Linked DNA regions of Mus musculus: region 2 is linked to region 1. The links are chromatin loops, found by intact Hi-C in ENCODE. Cell type or tissue: gastrocnemius. All regions are shown on one strand.

Evidence for each region. Hi-C counts contacts between places; a loop is a spot of excess contacts. Peaks named below come from ENCODE experiments on the same cell type or tissue, not always from the same donor. Only the 100,000 strongest peaks of a DNase experiment are listed, where the experiment ranks them.
Region 2: it touches region 1 in a loop (5-fold over the local background); 2 of 42 quality-filtered maps call a loop at or near these places.

What each region holds. Positions count from the first base shown.
Region 1 is chr11:67,229,846-67,232,345 of GRCm38, reverse strand. All of the region lies in intron 1 of Myhas (myosin heavy chain gene antisense RNA), which reads left to right. Among named protein-coding and RNA genes, the nearest start is that of Myhas, 6.2 kb to the left of the region's middle. In gastrocnemius, no CTCF peak of the experiment used is centred here; no DNase peak of the experiment used is centred here; H3K4me3 peaks cover 629 bases; H3K27ac peaks cover 2,500 bases.
Region 2 is chr11:67,147,509-67,150,008 of GRCm38, reverse strand. No RefSeq gene overlaps it. Among named protein-coding and RNA genes, the nearest start is that of Gm31285, 4.8 kb to the right of the region's middle. In gastrocnemius, no CTCF peak of the experiment used is centred here; no DNase peak of the experiment used is centred here; H3K27ac peaks cover 940 bases.

The sequences.
Region 1 (2,500 bases):
AGTTGATGGCCTTTGAAAGAACATGTGGTTCGAATAAGGGACATTCCCCACAGGCTCATGTATTTGAGTATTCAGTCCCCGGGTAGTGACACTGTTTGAGAGGTTATGGAACTTTTAGGATGTGGAGACCTGCTAAGGAAGGACTTCACTGGAGGAGGGCTTTGAGAATCATAGTCTATCCGGGCTTCCAGCTCATTCTGTTTCCTGGTATACTGACAAAATGTGATCAGCCAGTTTCCTATTTCCTGCCTGCTGTCATATGGTCCCCACTATTATGAACTCTTAACTCTCTGGAACCATAAGTTAAATGAAACTTTCTCCTTTAAGTTGACCTTGGTCATGGTATTTTGTCACAGTCACAGAAACTAACTAATATAAAACTTGATTTATTGGGTATGGGGAAAAAATGAAAAAAAAAAAAACCTAACGTTATTAAGGCTGATCCTGAGATTTTGAGCATGAGCAACTGTTGTCATTACTGTGATAGGATATTAGATATAACCTTGCTCTGAAGAAAACAGAGGAGGGGCATGGACTCATTGTGTCTATTTCTGGTTTGGAAATGATCATTAGCAGAGACTGAGCATAGATCTCAGAGGAAGGAAGAGCTAGGTTTGAAGTATAAATTCACAGCTCATCGGGCATGGATGGTACTGGAAGCCAGGAGACTAGATGGAGCCACACAGAGAGGAAATGTAAAATGAAAATGGAGAGGCCTTTGCAGTAACAACCCCTTCCTGTATTGCTCTGACACAGTGCGTGATACCCACTAAACCACGCAAAGAATTTGATTGTGTATGCTGTTATAGTGTATAGTATAATTGGGGCTAGTGCACAAATTGCTTTAAAGTATAGAGACGGGACAAAGCTTTTGTGGAGCGTATATTCGCAACGGCCACTTAAAAAGATAGATTTTTACCATGTCAATGTTAACAGCCTTCAGAAGATAGAAGGAAAATGATGCTGAGGAAATAAAGGCTGAATTTTACTCCTACAGGTTTGAGAATAACCTGTAGGGGGAGAGGGAATACTACCCAAAACGCATTCTTCTGAATGGCAGTAGAGTGAATGTGGGACCTTGAATCAGAACCTGGTTCAAACAGCTCAAATTCTTCACTTGTAAAATGGGGGGAAAATTACCATTTCACTGAGTTGTTGTAAGTGAGCCATTTATAAAGATAAAGGTCATAAAAGGATGATATATTATACAGTCATTTATCAAGGCTGTAGCAGCATCCACCGCCATCCTAATTAGTCAAACAGTCACACAATACCAACCCATTAACCAATTAACTTACGGCATATTAATATCATAAAAAATAGAAGCGCTCAAAATGGGACTTGAGTCCATTACACTGAGTTTTCAGGAGCATCTGGAGATCTGTCAAAGGAAGAGAAAGAGAAAAGATAGGATAGGCAGAGCCATGAAGATAACCGGAAAAGATCAGAGTCTTAGAAATCAGAAAGAAAGAGAGAACATCCCAAAAGGAAAAGATGGTCAGAGGCATTCTATCTGCGTGAGAAAAGTCGGGCTGAGGACTCAGCGTTTAGTTCAGAAAGTGAATAAATCACTAAGGATCACAACAATGTCACTGAAAGGGAGACGAGGGGACAAACATTAGGCTCGCAGGAGCTGATGAGTGGGGGAAGTGAAGACGCCGTGTATGTACATCAATACTCAGAAAGGAAGTTTCAAAAGACAGACAGTAGCTGGGGAAAGGAGAACATGGGAGAGTGTGAAAGACGCCAGTAGATTTGAAGGGATTTGGGAAGAAAATGGAAGAGAAAGATATTCCATTGCATAAACTTCCCAAGAGGGTTGAGGGGTGAGTTCCTTATATGAAGATCAAGACAGTAGGAATGAGAGACAGTTTCCACTTCCTGACACTCATTTCCAGCTTCTCCTAGTTTAAAATACTTTAGTGCTAACAACTATTGACAATCTATGTGATAAATTTTATATATACAAGGCTTTACATACAATGCATGTCCCCAGTGTTTACCACAGCCTGATCAATACGTTGATCATCACACTTGCTGCACATTAAGTCTTGAGAACATAGCTATCCTGTAAGCAAGAGCTTTGTATCCTCTCACCAATATTTGTCCGTTTCTCCCAACTCTCAGCCCCTGGAGAAACTCACTGCTTCTATGAGCCTGACATTTTAGACTCCACACAGAAATGAGATTGTGCAATGTGTGTCTGGCCTATTTGACTTGGCACAATGTTCTCACTGGGCAGCCACTGTAGTTACAAATGGCAAGGTCTACTTTTGAATGACTTTGTAATACTGCATTGTATGTTCAAAGCAATGTTGTTTAATTTCTTCCTTTTCCCCAATATATATTTTTACAACCCTAAAAAGCCAGGTATATAAGACAGGTATAGGACTTCAACACACACTGTTAAAATATTTTATGTCATAAAATATTGCCACATTGTATGTATGTTTACCTTATGTGTCCATTAACAAGTTATTGAAACTGTAGCTATTTTGAT
Region 2 (2,500 bases), 82 kb after region 1:
TTGTTGCTCAGCTCGTAATGGACAAGACAAAGACACCAAAGCTAGCTGAGAAGTGAATCTAGGACCAGAGTGTTGAGACTGGCCAAGGTAGGAAAACAAGCCAGGGCAGCTGTGGAAAGCCAATGGGTCCTCAAACGCTGGCAGTCAAGGTAGACCAGGGTGGTGTCTGTCAGGGTAGAGAACAGATACTTAATGAATTAGTTTACCTTTCAAAGAAATTCCCAGTAATTTTCCTTTGGCTTGCTTTTGTCAGATAAAATAAATAAAACTGAGGAATAGGAAGGCACTGGCTCTCCTTCACTTTCCTTTGGGGGCTTAGGTTTATGTTTAGGTTAGGCAAAATCAAGGAATTTGAAGCATCATATTAGTTTGTAAGTATACACTTTAATAGTAAAAATATAAAACCAACACAATAAGTGGCAAAAACGGAAGGTAATATAGGCTAACACCGAGTTCTGAGCTCGGGGAAGAAGTCCCTTCTCCGTGTTCCAAGAACTAGAGAAAATGACATATTTCAAATCGGAGCTAATTCTTTCCTTTTAGCTAAATTGCTCATGATTGAACAGTCCTTTTATGTGTCAAGAAAACGATCCTTTCTTTCCCTGATCTTCCATTAAAAGCAGTAGGACAATTAATTCTTCCTACTGATTAATCTGAGAATACAAATTCTTAAGTGTGTAGAACCCAAATTTAGAGTTTCCTCTAAAGGCCACATATTCAAAGGGAACGTGATTCATCAAGGACCTGCTTTAGAAAGCCATGTTTGAAAGCTCAGACAGCTCTAATGAGAAAAGTACAATGATGATCGAAAAAGTGTTTGATTAGGACCAAAAGAAAAGTTTGAAAGGGGGTAGGACTTTTGAGAGGAGCTAAAGACAGATTAATGCACAAAACAAGATGGACAGCATGCTAATGGCAAAAATAATTCAACGGACACATTTCAAACAAGTCAGCCTTAAATGGTAGATCCCTTTTGCAAATATTTGCTGAGGTATTTTGTGCTGCTGGAGGGATCTTAACAGGAGATTAATCTAGGAGCTTGCATAGGTCAGAGGGACCCTCTCAGTAAGACCAGGAGTTCCCAAGGGGGAAAAATCCTTAGCCTTGGCTCGGAAAGCAAAGAAACAGAATAGTCTTGAAGGAAAGAGAAAGGAGACGAGCCCAGTGCTATAGAGAAGGCAATGTGAGGATGTGTTATAGACCAGTAGGCCAGAGGCAAGGGAGCAACTCTGAAGCAGCCTCACTAAGAGGGCAAGGATGTGCTGAGTGCTGTCTTTTGAGTTTATTTGTTCCCATGTGCTGTCAAACACAGCCTACCTAAATTTAACAAGCACATCTTGGAATGGTTCTTAATCTACTCCGGGACTCACGGGTTTCTCCAGCTCCCATTCCAGAAGAGCAGCACTCCCTCAACCATAGCATTGATATCATTGCTTCTCTTTGCATCTGTTTCCTCCAAACACTTCCTTGGCAGCACCAGGAATCCTTCTGCCAGCTTCACCCCAGCCAACCACTTTCACTTGAAACTTGGATCTATGCATCCCTGACTGGCCAACAGTGTCTTGCTCCATACAGAAGAAATGGGAGGGGAGCACTACTTTACTCTATACCCTTGGCTACCATCTTTCTTCCAATCTCTTCAAAACCAACACACTGATTTTGGCCTACTAAAACTTTATTATTGGAAAGTTGCAAGAGAGGATTATGGTAGCTCATACAAGGCTAATAGTAACTGCCATAGTTCGAGCATTTGCTATGCTCTTACTGGCGCTGAGGATTTGACTGGATGTTTTGTTTAATTGGTCCAAGTCTATGGGGCAGATGTTCTCATGACCTCCCTCTTACAACAGAGGAGTCCACGCCTGGAGAGGTCCCGTGACTTCCCCAACCTCACACATCCTCCAATTAATAAGGAAGTTCAATAACTGCACCTCCAACCACCATGCTACCTTAGACTCTCAAGAGGGAATCCACTCTCCCCACACCCTGAGGTATGGGCCTTGTCTTTCCAAGCTCCTTCATATACAATGCCCTTTCATTTCCTTTGGAAAACTGCACCCCCCCACTTCCGGTCTGGGCCGGTGCCCTAAGCAGACCTTGGGCGCAAACTCTGAAGCCCAGCCCACAACATCCAGAGGAAGATCCATTCCCAGGTGCTCAAACACTCCCAGGATCAGAGGATCAGAGGTGAGAAGGACAAAATATCTGCTCCAACACCGGAAGTAACTGCGACCAGTGGGACCTGGGCACCTGGGAACTCCACCCAACCAATGGCAGCGGTTCCTTCCTGTCTGAGCCGGCACCCTAAGCAGACCTTGGGTGCGAACTTTGCAGCCAGTCCCACAACACTCAGAAGAAACTCCAGTCCCAGGCGCTCTAACACGCCCAGGACCACATAATCACCGGATCCCAGGATCCCAGAATCACAGAACCACAGAGACAGCTTGACTTCCAGGAGCTCTGACACAACCAGGATCACAGGAAAGTCAGGCTCCGGTCA